Linked DNA regions of Mus musculus: region 2 is linked to region 1. Evidence: chromatin loops called from intact Hi-C (ENCODE). Cell type or tissue: heart. All regions are shown on one strand. Each heading gives the region's core, and the rest is flanking DNA. Links, peaks and the distances in the headings are about the cores only.

Region 1 (5,000 bases), core at 1-5,000:
ATGATTCTAATTCATATGGACCGAGAAGAACAGTCCTTGGCCTTTCTGTTTGTTCTGTTTTGTTCTTTTTTTTTTTTTTTAGATTTATTTATTTATTTATTTATTTATTTAATGTAAGTACACTGTAGCTGTCTTCAGATACTCCAGAAGAGGGCATCAGATTTCATTACGGATGGTTGTGAGCCACCATGTGGTTGCTGGGATTTGAACTCGGGACCTTCGGAAGAGCAGTCGGCGCTCTTAACCACTGAGCCATCTCACCAGCCCCTCTGTTTTGTTCTTATGGTTTTTGTCATTTTGTTTTCTTTCTGTATAAGCAACTCAGGCTTATCTACAGTTAAAATTGCATAAGTTTTTACTTTGAAATCAGTGGTTGAATAACATGAGTTAGCATACGATCACTCGGTTGCATCTTGAAGATTGATGGTAAATACTAGAGCAGATAATATCGTTGTTTCTGAGCCTGGGAAGAACCAGCAGCAATTACCTTAGGGCTAGAGACCACCCTGGAGCCCAGGCTATTGCTTACGCACCTTAACATGAATGCCATGGCTCTGTAAACAACCCCACCACACATGCCTGTCAGGGACAATCAGCACAGAAAGGTCTGCTTGCAGTTGATGCAGAATCCTTCTGATGGCGATACCAAGTCCACAGGAAGATCCTGCCACCCTGAGCAGGATCCTCTACCTCCTTGGATCTGAATAGAATCATAGGTTACCAATATGAAAATCTCACCTTGGTCATGCTAAGTACTGTTGTACACAGTTCTTTTAAATTGTTAGTTAATGCATTATGAGTCTAATAGGCTTCTATTTTCATATCAGGTTATCTGTGCGACAATTGCGTTTGGAATGGGAATTGACAAACCTGACGTGCGATTTGTGATTCATGCATCTCTTCCTAAATCTATGGAGGGTTATTATCAAGAATCCGGCCGAGCTGGAAGAGATGGGGAAATATCTCACTGCGTGCTTTTCTATACATATCATGATGTGACCAGACTGAAGAGACTTATAATGAGTAAGCCACATACCACATCCTGTCTGTCATGGTCCATCTCATGAGTACAGTCTGCCCCTGCTGTTGTAGTACTTGGGTCCTATTCTCATTAGTCATAGAAAAATGAAGGCATTTAATATATATTGTAAAGTTTATTTAGGTTTATTATAAAGATATACATTCTTGTTTAGTGAAGTCATGTGATGCTGACATGTACAAAGTGTGTTCCAGACTAGGCAGGCTAACCCTCCAGATCGTGGGTTCCTCTATACCCTTCCAGACCCAGTCTTACGCACCCTTACATATTACACCCCTTCCAGGGAAATAATGAACTCTTGAAGAACTATAAGAACCATCCAGGTTAGTGGAGAGTTGGGGAGAGCCAGGAATAGAGGTGTATGACTGAGTCTCCCTTGCTTGAACCTAGGAATTGAACTGAATGAGGCTGGCCCAGGCAACAAAATGAAACCCTGTCTCAGAAAAAATGAGAGGATAGTGAGAACCAGTCTTAGAGGAAGGAGGAAAGGAAAAAGGACAGGACGGGCAATAAAGCCAAATTCCCCTGTGAATCCATCTTCTACTTTACCCTTTTCCATTAGAGGCAGGCAGCACCTTGTGTTCAGTGTTCGCCTTTCCCAAGTGCAAGTGTCTTAGAATGTAAATGGGTGGTCTGTGAGATGTCTCAGTGGTTAGATGCTTGTCACCAAGCCTGATAACCTGAGCTCAGTACCCCCAAGAGATGTTTTCTGTCCACACATATATGAGCTAGCATATGTACATACATGCATATATTGGTGTGCATTTGTGCACATAAGTAAAATGTAAATGTAATTATGTTATAGAATCCTAAGCTTTTTACTGACTTCACGGTCATCACCGTGTGTCATCACAGCCTTGTACAGATGCCTTTCAGCGTGGGTATACTTAAATATGTCACCTTAATGTCAACTGGCTTAGGAGGCTGATTTTATCATGTGTGCTCTCTTCTTTTTTTTTTTTTTTTTTTTTTTTTTGGTTTTTCGAGACAGGGTTTCTCTTTATAGCCCTGGCTGTCCTGGAACTCACTTTGTAGACCAGGCTGGCCTCGAACTCAGAAATCCGCCTGCCTCTACCTCCCGAGTGCTGGGATTAAAGGCGTGCGCCACCACGCCCGGTGTGTGTGCTCCCTTAAATATGTTTTATAATCCTATGTTTTTGAGACTCTGGTCTCCTTTATGCTGGCACAGGTACTGATCATGGGAAATGGCACTAGCCACAGTAACTCCTGTGAAAAAGTGAGCTACAAAGAGATTTTGTAACTTGCCCTAGGGAACGTGAAGGACCATTTATGGGAGGAACGGCCTGATGCACTGGCATCATTGGTGCAGTGTGGGTCATCCTCACTTCCCATGTTAGGGCAGTTTTTTCAGTTGGGTTGGTTGTTTTGTTTTTGTTTTTTAAAACAAGGTTGCTAGTTTCTTATTGTTGTTTGTTGGGCTTTTTGTTTGTTTAGTTGGTTTTCTTTTGAGATACAGTCTCACTTGGTATAGCCCAGGTTGGCCTTGAACTTGTGATCCCCTGCCTCAGTCTTAAGTGCTGGTACTGCAGCAGTGAACCACCAAGCCACCTCTTGCTGTCTTAAATGCTTTACTACCTGTCAGCTCATTTTATCTTTACCACAGTTCTAAACGATGAGACAATTGCTTACCTTATTGTCAAGGAGAGGATGAGCTGGAGAAGTGGTGAGGCGCAGGTCCCTAATCTCCAAGTTCATCTAACTGTAAAGCCTGAGTGTGATCTTTACTGCACCAAGGATACTCAGCACAAAGCAATGAGTTGTTCATATGTGGATGGCTGGTTTGTATTCTTAAACAGAACCTGGACAAGCAGCCTTCCATGTATGGTGCCTTGATTGATTTCAGCTTTATGATAGCTTAATTTGTTCAATTAAGCCATACTTTAAATTTTAAATTTGGTAGGGGGAGGCTTGGGAGGAAGGCTCTAATTTTTTTTTTTAACATTTATTTATTTATTTATTTATTTATTTATTTAATGTACTTGAGTGCCCTGTTGCTTACTTCAGACACACCAGAAGAGGGCGTCAGATCCCATTACAGATGGTTGTGAGCCACCATGTGGTTGCTGGGAATTGAACTCATAGCCTCTGGAAGAGCAGCTAGTGGTCTTAACCGCTGAGCCATCTCTTCAACCCCATCTAAAATTTATTTTATATGTATATGTAAATGCCCGAATGTACATGTCAACCACATGTGTGCCTGGTGCCTGTGAAAACTAGAAGAGGGCATCAGATTCCTTGATAGCTGAATATGGTCTGCCATGTGGGCCCTGAGAACCAAACCTATATCCTCTACATGAACAGCAAGTGCTTTCAACCACTGAGCTATCTCTCCACCCCTATACTTTTATGAGCTAGTGAAATACAGTTTGATTTTATCTTGTGATGTGTGGTGCTGGCAGCCTCAACTTGCAGTCAGCCGTACAATCGCCAGGGTCAGTGACCAGCAGTTTACACCTGCTATGTTACCCAGCATCTTCAGGGACATTAAGTGCATGACCCATGTATATTTTCAACTCAAAACAGGCTTGTCAAAAATATGGTCTTTCGCCAGGCAGTGTTGGCTCATGCCTTTAATCCCAGCACTTGGGAGGCAGAGGCAGGCGAACTTCTGAGTTCCAGGACAGCCTGGTCTACAAAGTGAGTTCCAGGACAGCCAGGGCTACACAGAGAAACCCTGTTTCAAAAAACCAAAAATAAATAAATAAATAATGGTCTTTCATAACTCTTAAAAAAATTTGTGTTATTAAGTCTAAGTATTCAAATCACGATAACCTAGCAACCATTTGAAAAAATAATACTCAGAAAATGGAAGTACAATAGTAATTTGATTCTTTAATAATAATGATTGCCTATTAATGGAAAGTATACACCAGTGGTTTTTATTGCATTTTAATTTATTTCCTGTGTGTACATGCACAGGTGCATGCCACAGTGCATGTGTCGTGGTCAGAGAACAACTTACGTGAGTTGGTTCTCGCCTTTTACCGTATAGGTTCCAAGAATTAAGCCCAGGTCATCGGGCATAGCAGAAAGCACCTACCCTGCTCAGCGCCTCACCAGCCTCATTTCTTGATCTTAAACTTCGGACTCAAATAGCTTATGTGCACTCCTAGCTTCTGTTTTGTGTAAGCAAATGTGGGGGTTGGTAGGGATCAAACCAGGGCCTTGCATGTACATGCTAGGCAAGCTTTGTTCCACTGAACGACATCCCCAGGCCTTGGGGCTTTTGTTGGGTGGTTGTGGTAGTTGTTTGAGACTAGCTCTCAATTATTAAGCCCTGGCTGGCCTAGAACGCACTGTGTAGACCAGGCTGGCCTTAAACTTTCAGAAATATACCTGCCTCTGCTGCCTCAGTGCTGGAATTAAAGGTGTGTGCCACCATGCCTGGCCAGTCCTGTCTGTTTGTTTGTTTGTCTGTTTTGAGACAGGGTTCTCACTATGTAACCCAAGCTTTTATCAGACTCATGATCCTCTTGCCTCATTACTGGGCTGGGATTACAGACATGTACCACCAGCCTTGTCATATTTGCTTTACGGGACTACACCACAGCAACTTTAAAGTTCTAACTTCACAAGCCTGTGACTCCAACACAAATATATTATATTTAATATCATGAACTACCTCAAATGACCAGTTTGGACAATGTGCAACAGATGAGGGCATTGCTATTTCCCTTAAATCTAGGACACCCTGTCTCTGAGTTCCCCAGAAATCCCCTGGATTCTTGACCACAGTTTCAGAAGTCCTAGTGCACTAGGACTTCAACTATGGATTCTGCCTGCTTCCTCTAGATATCCAGCTCAGCACATCTGCTTAGAGAGAGAGAATTAACTCCATCATTGGGGGTAATAAAAACGTAAAGAAATTTTCAATTAAAAAAAAAATAAACATTTTAGGATGAAATAGCTTATGAAAATCCCAATATTTTGGAGCCTGGGG
Region 2 (12,400 bases), core at 3,555-8,554, 70 kb before region 1:
GAACAGATGGGGCACAGGGAGCGAAGATGCTGAGGCTGGAGGGTGGCCGCAGAAATGGCACAGTGATTGCAAGACACAGATGAAACCTGGAAACCCCGCAGCCTTTGCCACTGCAGACTCCAAAGCAGAAGGCCTTGGCAGACTTCTCTGAAAGATGTTTTGACTAATTTAGGAGTCAGTCACTTAGCAGATGATTTATTTTAAGAGTTTTCTCCTGGAAACCCAGTGGAAAGTATCCTGGGCCTGTCCATTCATATTTCAAGATAATAAAGCCTTGTCTCTTTGATAGTGATGAGTCTCGTCCTGGCAAGAACTCTGAGTGGCACCTGGGTGGGTGGGGTCAGGCTTCTACACATAACTTGACCAATTTTTGTCATCAAGATCCTATTCTGTCTTTTTTTCTGCCCACATTCGTTAAATCTATCATGTAAGGCTTGTCTAGGAGAATTCCCACTTTATTTCCTGACTGACTTAGAGAGTATGTGTCCAGTTACATTTATTCCCTGGCTGACTTAGAGAGTATGTGTCCAGTTACATTTATTCCCTGGCTGACTTAGAGAGTATGTGTCCAGTTACATTTATTCCCTGACTGACTTAGAGAGTATGTGTCCAGTTACATTTAAGCCAAAGAACAAGGGTGCTTCAGTTACAAGCATGAGGGGCAGTAAGATTGCTCAGCAGGTAAAAGCACTTGCCTCACAAGCTACAGCCAGAGTTCAGTCCCCAAAACCCACAGCAGAAGGGAGTGACCACTGTCCCTGCCCTCGACACACCCACCATGGCACATGTGTGCCACCCAAGAATAAACAACGTACTTAATTTTAAAATTATGTATTTATTATTATGTATGCACACATTCATGGGCACCGAGGCACACTCGTGGAGACCAAAGGACATCTCATGAGAACCGGTCCTCTCCCTCCCTTCTGTGGGCTCTAGAGTTCAAACCCAGCTTGTCAGGTTTGGCAGCAAACGCCTTCACCCACTGAGCCATCTCACCAGCCTCGTGAATGAGTGATCTTAAAAAATCTGAGTACAGAAAGTCTTTTAAGCTCTTTTATGATAATTTTGTATATGGTAATATTTCTTTTCTATTCTTGTTATTATTTAAGGTGTCTTATTTCTTAAAAGTATTTTCAGAATAGGCATTCATATCTTTTCAGTTAAAATTTATTAAAATCTTCTCATTTTCTAAAATTAGGTATTCTAGACTCAAAACCCAACATCCTCAAAGACACTCTCTCTCTTCAGTTGTCAGGAGGATGTATTTTTGGTCAGGGGTAGTATTGAGACAGTTATTTGGATAAAGCCCAGTTGCTCTCATGTGACTCGGGGACATTTGCTCCTTTGGAGTGTGCTTGCAGGGAAGGAACTGGGACCTGGACAAGGACACACCATACTGGCCAGAACTGGTTTTGTACAGCATCACCTGAGGTTGGGTTTGAACAGTGAGGTAGGTGCATGCAGTGTCTTGGGATCCAACATACAAGAAAACAAAGACCTTCCCAGGCTCAAGCATAGAGCCAGTGGTTCAGGTTTGTCTGCATCTGAAATCAAAGTATATTTCTTATCCCAGTTACAGTGGGCCCCTTTCTCCACCTTCTTTTTTGTTTTGTTTTGTTTTGTTTTTCAACAGGGTTTTTCTGTGTAGCCCTGGCTGTCCTGGAACTCACTTTGTAGACCAGGCTGGCCTCGAACTCAGAAATCTGCCTGCCTCTGCTTCCCGAGTGCTGGGATTAAAGACGTGCACCACCACGCCTGGCTTTCTCCACCTTCTTAATCTCTTTGGCGAAAGCAGTGCTTTCCTGATGGCAAGAAGTCTGGCAGGGTATGTCTCCTCATAAATGGACAGAGGAAAAGCACCCACAAGGACAACGCCAGAACAACCTACCACATGATCTGGGGAGAGGGTGAGCAGAAACTGTGAATCTTCCAGTGGTGATATCCCTATATACCTGAGAACATACATTTCTGTTCATGTGATCAACAGTTTTTGACCTGGAGGACATAAACAGAATAATGGCATTGTGGATTGTAGGCTTTCCACCATAGGCTTAAGGTGAGACAGTTGTGTTCTACTATAGAACATACTGGAACACCATTAAAAGTATCTAATGACTTTAACCAAAACTTTCATCTTACCCCTTTATTCACGGGGTCAGTTTAAGGATCCTGTGAACACAGCAAACACTCATGAGCATCGCCACGCCAATAATAAGATCACGTGGTGTAAGACCTTCGGCCCTCAAAGACTGCTCCCTGCATTTGGGGTCTAGTTTGGAGTGCAGAAATGTTAAAGTCAATTGTCAAAGAAACCTAGCTGGTAGGTAAAAATAGAGATATGCCATGGACCAAGAAAGGAAAAAATTGTTGCAGTAGCTAGAACTTTTTTTTTTAATTAAATTTAATTTTTTAAAAAGATGTATTTATTTATTATATATAAGTACACTGTAGCTGTCTTCAGACACACCAGAAGAGGGAGTCAGATCTCATTACGGATGGTTGTGAGCCACCATGTGGTTGCTGGGATTTGAACTTAGGACCTTTGGAAGAGCAGTCGGGTGCTCTTACCTGCTGAGCCATCTCACCAGCCCCCAATTTAATTTTTTTTAAAAAAGAAATTTAGTTACACAGCAAAATCAGTTTAAGGTACCAAGATATCTCATATCCTCCCTAGCCCACCATGCACAGTGCCCCATATATCCTCCCTAGCCCACCATGCACAGTGCCCCATGAATAACATCCTCCACCAAAAGGCACTTTTCTACAGTTGATGAACTTTTCCTGGAATGTCTCCATCACCCACACTCTCTAGTTTAAGATTTGCTCGGGAGCCTGAAAAGGTGCTTCAGTGGCTAAGAGAATTCACTGCTCTTATAGAGGACTCAAGTTCAGTTCCCAGCACCCCAGTTAGGCTGCTCACAACTATCTGCGACTTCAGCCCCAAGGTGATCTGATGCCCCCCCCAGACACACACACAGAGACACATACACACACCACAAATTAATTAATTTTCTTAAAATTAGAAAAAATAAAATCAAGAATAAGTAAAAAACCAACTGTCCACCTTAGATTCCTGAGAACTGGCAAAGGTTGGAAATGGGCACCGAGGGGAGCTCCCGGCTCCCGAGAGGGCAAAGGCAGAGGTTATGGTTAGAAATCTGACAAGAAACCCAGTGCTCTGGCTATGGCCCTTGTGTGTCCCACCAAATGGAGGCCAGGCAAGCCTGGATCCCATCAGTTGGAAAGTAGGAGGTGCTGGCAGAAGGGTTCAGAAATTCAAGGTCATCCTTGGCTAGTCAATGAGTTTCACACCAGCTTGGCCTGCATGAGACCCTGTCTTTAAAAATGTAAAAAAGAGAGCAAGAGGACTGTTGGAAGATAAAGAGGTCTTTCCTTTATAGACTACTCCGCCTTGGGTATGTGTTATAGCAACAGAAAACACACTAAGACCTACAATGGAAAGTCTGTTATAGCAGCCACCTGGCTTTGGTGATGGCCTCAGTCACAGAGTGTAGTAACTACTTAACAAGGACATGGCTGCACTCTTGAATCTGCTGCCAAATCCAGCCCCTTGATTCAAGAAAGAACTGGAAATATACTTTAAAGGGTCAAATGGGGATGGGGAGGGGAGCTCTTACTACATTCAATTTCACATTAACTGTAAGGAACTGGAGTGTCTTACTATCTCATTTAATCAGGCGACACCACAGTTGGTATGGTTAGCAATGTAGTAGAGAACTCACAGCCTTCCTTTCTTCTCTAGCTTTCCCCAAGCTAGGCTCTTCCCTGGTCATAGAAAGTCTGCTGTGATAAATCAGCCAGCCTCCAGGCTGGGCCTGAAAGCTATTTTATACTAAAGTCAAACTAGGTTCATGCCTGTTTATGATTAAATCCCTGCTTCTTAAGGATTGGGCTACACCTCGCCTATAACCTTAACTATGAGTTGTTCTGTACTGCCTGTTCAAGGAAATGATAATGATGCCGTTGTTTCAGAAAGTACGACACCTCGTTACCCCTGTTATGACCCCTTATTATGACTGCCTTGCAATCACATCTTTGTTTCAGGTTGTTATGACAGGCATGTCATGCTTGTTCCACTTCTGGGGCTCCGCCTACTTGCCTGCCAAATCCTCCATTTGGAACCCCCTACTGCTGAACTATAGAGACCCCTATGTCATCCAAGTCCAGTACTTATCTCTTGAACCCCACCTTTAGAGAGATATAATTTGTGCACACAAATAAAAAGGTTTTCTATAATTAATTTCTTGCTTTAATTAACTTGGCGTTGATGTTTTAGGATTGTGGTCTTTCTCCTCACATCTGTGGGATTAACCGCTGTAGCTCCAGATACCACATCAAGGCCTAACAATGATTAGCAAAAGAGGAGGGCTTTTCCTAGCTCTTTTTGGGAACCAGGAAACTTTCCTTGGGCATCTTCCTGTGAGATGTCTCTTCATGTCTCATTGGTCAGAACCCTCCAATGTGGCAATGCTAGACCAATCACCATCAAGGAATGAACCTGTCTAATCAGGACTCGTTGTGTGTGAAGGCAGGAGGTTATAACATTAAAACCAAACCCACAAGACAGTTGTGAGGTTTTTAGTGTTTTGGAATTAGCAGTAGAAAGGCTGTGTCTATTTAGAGAACTGTGTAAAGACAATGTGACCAGTGGAGATTAGTAAGGTGAAAGTCAACGACTTGGATAGCTGACCAGAACTGCCTTTGGGTATTTTATACATTTTATTTATTATATTTCCTTTCTTGTTTTTTCTTTCAATACAGGTATCTGTGTATGATCTTGAACTTCACATCCTCCTGCCTCAGCACTGAAAGCTCCAGGATTAGGAAGGACACTCTCTGCCACACTTGGCCTTCTTTGTATTTGAGTTCTTTAGACAGGACTGGACCTGAGGTACACAACCTACTCTAAAGAGGGTCAGGGAGAAAAGGGAAGCAGCTCCCCCAGGGTAGGGGTGCCTGCACATCAGATGCCACGAAGCTAGGAGGGCATCGCTAAGCAATAGACAGTTGCTCCATCACTCTGGGTTTGCAGGATCACAGTTAACTCTTTTTTCTTTTTTAATGGTGGAAGAGAGCAAAGTACTTACTGTAATGCGGTACTACTAGGACTTGTTTAAAGAGGGAAAAAGCCTTTTAGGTTTTGAGATCAAGGTAATTATTTAATGGTGTTAGCTTGGGTTAGCTGCAATAGCAGTTTTGTATTGAAGCATATTTTACTATTTCCTGCCAGCAAAGGCCAGACATGGACAAGAAGGTATGCATTAATGGAATGACATGGAGCTCGGGCCTCTTGAGAGCAGCCGCTTCTCCAGAACAGAGAGTGTCTCTATTTCACCAATACACTGTGTACACCCAATGAGCTAGGGACAAGCATAATTGTAATCTATTTTAGCAGCCTCATGGCTCTTAAGGACACAGAAGAAAGGGAGATTAAGAAATCTCTTTTGAGGCCCTTTAATGAGGAGGAGGCCAACAGAAGGCTGCTAACATATTAGATAAGAACACAGTTTCTAGGAAATGTTATCTAAATCATTTTTAAGAAATAGAGGGTACGGGAGTCCCAGCTGACTTGCAGATTAAATATGCACATCTGAGCTCATGCCTTCCAAGTCCCTGATATGCTATAGGTAAGCTATGTTTTAACTACAACAAATCCACAAGGATAAGAAGAATAGAATGGATAACAGCAGCAGTGTGTAGCTGCTCAAAAACAGAAGAGTGTAGAGATCGTAAGCAGAGTCAAGATACGCATGACAGATCTGGGGCCAGCCATGGGCAGGACAAGAGAACTAGGTTATGCAATTTCTGGGCTGGTAAATTCAAACTCTGTAAGGTGGCCTTGTGGTACAGAAGACGCTGGAGAAGAAGTGGTGTGTGTGTGTGTGTGTGTGTGTGTGTGTGTGTGTGTGTGTTTGTGTGTGTGTCTGTCCGTGTATCTGTGTTTATGTGAGCATGTGCTGTATGAATTTATGCCGCAGTGTGTGGGTGCCCCCTGAAGTTAGAAAGAACGTCAGATCCCCTGGAGCTGGAGGAACACTTGGACATGAGCTGCATTACTGGGTGCTGGGGATCAAACTGGAGTCCTCTGGATGTGCAGGAAGTCCTCGGTCTCTAAGCCATCTCTATTGCCCCAGTGTTCTGGCTTCAAAGCCACCAGGGGGATTGGGAGTGTAACCAGTTAGTATGGTGTATGTCTAGTGTGCATGAAGCTCTGAGTTAAATCCCCACGGCTGCATGAACTAAGCCTTTCATCTCAGCACTTGGGAGGTAGAGGCAGAGGAACAGAAGTTCTAAGTCATCTTTAGCTACACAGTGCATTTAAGACCAGCCTGGGATACATAACCTTTTGTCTATAAGTAAGTAAGTAACTGAATAAATAAATGCCACTAGGAAGACCCAGCATGGCTAATAAAATCTTAGATTGTCTACTGTAAAATTCCTCTTGCATGAAAAAAAAGCCCAATCTTTGTTTTGTTTTTGTTTTTCTTTCTGGCTTTTCACTGATTAGACAAAGCCTGCCCATGTTAGAGGGGGTGTTATGACCTGAATGCTTATGTTGAAGCCCACACCCACACCACAGTAGTATTTGCAGGAGGGTATGAAGGATGACTGAATACTGACGGAGACTTCAGACTATTCATGTCATAAGAACACACACACACACACACACACACACACACACACACAAACCAGGTGTGGTAATACACTCCTATAATTCCCATACCTGGGACACAGACCCAGGAGGCTCAGAAGAAGTTCAAGGTCATTTTCAGCTACATAGAGAGTTTGAGACTAGCCTGGACTACATGAGACCTTGTCTCAAAAAAAATTTTTTTTTAAGTTGGGCATGAGGCAGAGGCAGGCAAATTCTGTGTATTTGAGGCTAGCCTGGTCTACAGAGGGAGTTCTGGGATAGCCAAAGCTACCTAGTAAGACTTTGTCTCCAAAAATACAAATGTAATTATATATATAATATGTGTAATATTATATATATAATGTGTATATATTTACACACACACACACACACACACATATAATGTGTATGTATCTACAACTCCTCTTTGGACTCGGGAGTTGCCCTGCAGACTCTATAAACAGACAAGACTAAAAGTTAAATGGAGTCACAAATGAAGCTCCATCTCTAACTGTCCTCGAAATCCAGAGAAACAGCCAAGTTTGCTCAACGGGCAAGTTTCTGTTGGCATTGCAATGAGCCTCCCTCCACTTTACCTCTATATCCCTTAATCCTGTAATTCCCATAAAAAGGAACATGAAGAACAGACACCCGCTTAGCGCCCCAGTCTGTCCCTGCCTCACAGGGACAGTGCCTCGGGAAAGACCTCTGCTCTCTGCTCTGCTCTCTTTCAACCCTTCTCTGTCTGGAAAACTGACCACTCCCTGCCCTGACCAGCAGAATTCTCAGGCTCTTTTATAGACTGAAGTGACATCAGATTCTACAACTAAAAATATAAAGTGAAGCCTGGTGACTCGTCCCTAGAATTCTAGTAATTGAGAGACTGAGGCAGGAAGTTTGCCATGAGCTTGGGGTTACCCTAGGCTACACAGAGCCTTTGTCTTAAACAAACACACAAACCTTAATTAATGTGATAATCAAAGCCTGTCTTGTATGGCTTTGAGTCAGGGTCTTCTTACATAGCTCAGGCTCATGATGTCTTTCTGACTCCACTTCCTAAGTGTGGAGTTTCTGACAAGAGCCACCTCATCCAGCTCCCTACCCCTGCAGGACTTCATGTAGCCCATGGCTGATGGGATGGGACTGCCAGTCACCAAAGGGGGTGAAGCTCAGTGAGCATGGTGGATTTCTTAGACCTGTAAGCTCAGAGGTCTGCACACTCAGTCAACTCCTGGTGACCATCTTACCTCAAGAAGCTTTGGCCAACAAATATTTTCACTTTCATATTTATGAGATGAAAGTTCTTTACCATCACCTAAAGATTGTCTCCTCCAAGGTAAAAAAGTTTTGTTGTATACCGGCCTGCGGCCTATGTGAACTGGGTACACCTGGGAGGCAGGCTGGGGCTGAAAAAGACTTAGGCAGCAAGAGAGATTAATGGAGACCAAGGCACGATTCTGTTCAAGGCCAAGACAGTTTACTAAGAGAGTGTGCTTATAAGGGGGAAGGCCCATCCCCCGCCAGTCCATTCCTGGAGCCAGCCTGTAGGCGACATGCAGGATAGGATGTTTCTCAGGAACATATCAGGGGTCTCTCAACAGGTAGCAGTGTCTTGGAGAGAGCAGTGTCTGGTGACAGAACAAAAGAGCCATCTAGGTCCGAAGGCTCCACCCTAGGTAATCTCCTTCTAATGGCAGCAAGGTCAAAGTCTGGATCAGCCTGCTTCAGGCTGGGGGAGCCTACAAAGTTTTGCCTCGTGGATGCACAAAATGTAAATGACTCTCACAGCCGGCTTTACATACACCACTCATAATGCAAGGTTTGACAAACACTCCCCATTCCCTTTGGAGTTCCTGACAACAGTAGCATTAACCAAGATATCCATTTTATTACAGGGCTCTAGACCTTAGCACAACTGACTCCATGATGGAAGTACCACTCAGGCTGTAACACTCAGCGTGCAGCCAGCACCACCTGCCCAAATGAAAACAAAGACCTAATCTATCAAGTCATATAGTTCTGAGGAAGTCTCAAAATGGACTCAGCTTGCTTTTTGGTTTCTGTAGTTCTGCTTCTGGCTAACTGTTTTTGTTAACTGAAATATGTCAACCCAGGACATGGTTTTTTGTGCTAAAAAGCTCACTCTGAGAAAGACTTGGGGCTACATTGGGATTCTGAATACCCAGTGTGGCTGCCAACTGGCTAATAAAGACTGTCTATTGGCAAAAGCCTATGACTGAGCATCCTTCTCTGGTGGATGTCCCACAACATTTCCTCTTGTTAGAATATACAATATGGGTGTGCCCATCCCCAATATAGGGGATTTTGAGCACTCAGGGCAAATATTCTACCTTTGAACTACACTCCCAGCCCCACAATAAAATTGAAATCATCTCTAAATTGCAATACCTAACACAAGATGGATGGATGGTTAGAGGCTTTTCTTTTTACTTTTTCTTTTTCTTTTTCTTTTTTTTTTTTTTTTTTTTTTTTGGGTTTTTGAGACAGGGTTTCTCTGTGTAGCCCTGGCTGTCCTGGAACTCACTCTGTAGACCAGGCTGGCCTCGAACTCAAAAATCTGCCTGCCTCTGCCTCCTGAGTGCTGGGATTAAAGGTGTGCGCCACTACGCCCGGCTAGAGGCTTTTCTGTCCTCAATTTGTTTTGAGACATGGCCTCCACTCTGCAGTCCAAGCTGGTCTCATACTCATGGCAATTCTACCTCAGAGTTCTGGGAGTACAAGTATGACCAGACATATCCAGCTGTAAGTACTGCTTAAAAAACAACACAACAAGACAACATTAAAAAGAAAATTCAGTCTGGTTTTGGTGGTGCATGCCTTCTCTTCCAGCACCTACAAGACAAAGGCAGGCATATCTCTGTGGGTTTGAGGCCAGCCAGGACTACATAGACAAAAAAAAATGAAAAAAAAAAAGTTCAAGGTTGGTTGAAACCAAGGACTATGTGGATGTAGAACCCCGCCCCCCTCTTTCTCTTTCTCTCTCTCTGAGACACATGCTGTTGCCAGGCAAACCTCTCATCACCCACTCTTACTATCACAAAGTCCCCCCAGATGTGATCCTGCATATGCAGATGTGGAGGGTCTGCTGATACCGTGACCTGAGATAGCATGTTCGTGGCTTCGATTGCTACCATTTTGTGTAGAGACAGAGTCTGGCTCTGTAGCTCCATCTTCTTGCATTTCATCAAAGCTGCCTTGTAGTCTTTCTATCTTGCTGAGCTCTGAGGAAGGTTGTACTGAAGGTGGAATCCAGAGCCTTCTCTGTGCTAAGCTAAGCTCCTGCTCTACCACTGAGCTGTAACCCTTCCCCGATTTCCTGGCCTTACCGTTAAGTCTGAAAAGTGTGAGGAGAGAGACCCAACCTACAACCATCTAACTGCAGCATCATTTATTTTAGAGGTGCACCCGAGACTGATCAGCTGGCTGTCCCACCCTAAATTGGAATTTTAGAGATCAGCCCTGAATATGAGGAAGACAGGCTTTTATAGCTCAGGGTAGGGGGTTTCCAAATGAGGGGTTTGGTGGGCAAAATACTCAGGGTTACAGGAGCAGAACATACACATAGCAAGCTAGTTATAATGACCTCCTGAAATGAAGATGTGATTGCCATTCCTAGAATAGGCGGTACAGAACCATGTGTACTTATAGGTGGGACATAGGGACATTGAGAAACAGAGGCTGAATCATAAACAGAAGTGAACCTAGTTTGTTTTTACTATAAGATGACTTTTAAGCCTTACATGGAAGCGTGCTGGTCTTTCACTTGCCCTCAGATCAGGGCACCTTCTCTGCAGTCTTTTCTGGTCCTCCACATCTGCATTTGCATCCCTGTTGTGATAGCATAACTTGAGCTAGCATGTTCATGACATTGATTGGTACTGTTTTGTTTTGGGACAGGGTCTGGCTACATACCTCAGGCTGACCTCAAATTGGAGATCTTCCTGCATCTGCCTCCCGAGTGTTTCAATTATAAGCATGCACCACCACAGCTAACTTGTATTGCTACTATGAATATTAACTTATGTATTGTCCCTCTCGACAGACTGAGCCCAGATGTATTGTAGTTCTTCAGGGCCCATCTAGCACAATGACTTGACTAGGGACAGAGAAGTGAAGATAAACGAAAAAGGAGAATGTGACATGCAGGCACATTTAGCTAAGTGTTCCTTCAGGAAGTTGTGAGCATCACACTTACTGCCTGGGTGCGACCACTTGAGTCCCAGTGTTGTTGGTTCTACTCTTTTTGGTAGATTGTTCATATCTTCTTCTTACCTCTATTCTGTATGCTTTTCCATTTGCTATTTAAAAACTGCTTAATTATTGGGGTCTGGTGCTGCAGGCATGCTCCTTGGAAGGCAAGGGCATTAAAATTTCAATGCATAGCTGGGTAGTTGTGTTAACCACCTTTAATGCCAACACTTGGGAGGCAGAGGTAAGTGGATCTCAGAGTTCAAAGCGAGGCTGATCTACAGAGTGAGTTTCAGGACAGCCAAGACTACACAAAGAAACCCTGTCTCAGAAAGAAAGAACAAACAAAAGAGAGAAAGAAGAAATGAGGAGGAAAGGAAGGAAGGAAGGAAAAAGAAAAGGGAAAAAGAGAAAAAAAAGGAAGGAAGGAAGGAAGGAAGGAAGGAAGGAAGGAAGGAAGGAAGGAAATTTCAAGGCATGCCTGCACTTCCTAGCACTCAGAAGGCAGAGGCAGGCAGATGTCTCTAAGTTTGAGGCCAGCTTAGTCTACATAATTAAGTAACAGGCTAGCTAGGGCTACATAGACGCAGCTTTAAAAACATTTTATCAGTTTGTCAGCAGGATGCCTAAAGATGCAGACACATATAGATAGTAAGAAATTTACAATAATGAAACACATGAGTCTAGTCATCATCTGCAGCTATACTTCCTTGGTTTTTGTAACTCATAATAGTTTAGCACAAATGCAATATATAGAACTTGCATATTGTATTTTGGATCTCTAGGTATTTTCACTATATGTGTCCTCTAACCCACAACTCTCCACCAGTTTTCTCTAGATATGAATATTTAAATTTTATAAAGATCCCACATATAAGATCATGCAATAATAATTTACTGTGTCTGGCTTATTTCACTTAGCATAATGTCCCTAAATGGAAAGATCTGGTTCTTTTTACCAGGCTAATTACTATTCTGATGTGCATTTCCCGTCTTTCTCCTGACAGCTTATTTTCATATCTTGGCTATTGTGGATTATGCAGCAATGAACAAGGGAAAGCTGATAGCTTTAGGAAGTTATTTATTAATTTTCTTTGGGTATATGTCAGAGGAGATGTTTCTGGGTCATGAGGTAACTTTTAGTATCTTTCAAATCCTTTGTACTGTTTTCCATATTGTTGTAACAGTTTGAATTTACTCCTTAAAAGAGGGAAAGGGTCCGGCAGTGGTGGCATACGCCTTTGATCCCAGCACTTGGGAGGCAGAGGCAGGTGGATTTCTGAGTTGGAGGCCAGCCTGGTCTACAGAGTGAGTTCCAGGACAGCCAAGGCTATACAGAGAAACCCTGTCTCAAAAAACCAAAATAAATAAATAAATAAATAAATAAATAAATAAAATAAAAAGAGGGTAAGGACAGATGACAGGGTTGGAAGAGAAAAAAATTAACAAGAGCCCACTTTGGTGGAATATGTAATCCTAGTATTTGGGAAGTGTAAGTAGGTGGATCGGGAGTTCAAGGTCAGCTTCTCCTAC

The links. Hi-C counts contacts between places; a loop is a spot of excess contacts. Peaks named below come from ENCODE experiments on the same cell type or tissue, not always from the same donor. Only the 100,000 strongest peaks of a DNase experiment are listed, where the experiment ranks them.
Region 2: it touches region 1 in a loop (2.6-fold over the local background); 2 of 42 quality-filtered maps call a loop at or near these places.

Annotation. Positions count from the first base shown.
Region 1 is chr7:80,470,052-80,475,051 of GRCm38, reverse strand. Blm (Bloom syndrome, RecQ like helicase) reads left to right here. Exons shown (of 22, transcript NM_001042527.2): 15 at 828-1,023. Among named protein-coding and RNA genes, the nearest start is that of Blm, 63 kb to the left of the region's middle. In heart, for the core only: a CTCF peak has its summit at 3,100 (motif pointing right); no DNase peak of the experiment used is centred there.
Region 2 is chr7:80,535,722-80,548,121 of GRCm38, reverse strand. It overlaps Gm42398 (a long non-coding RNA gene), which reads left to right. Exons shown (of 4, transcript XR_882249.1): 4 at 4,786-4,962. Among named protein-coding and RNA genes, the nearest start is that of Blm, 6.8 kb to the right of the region's middle. In heart, for the core only: no CTCF peak of the experiment used is centred there; no DNase peak of the experiment used is centred there; H3K27ac peaks cover 237 bases.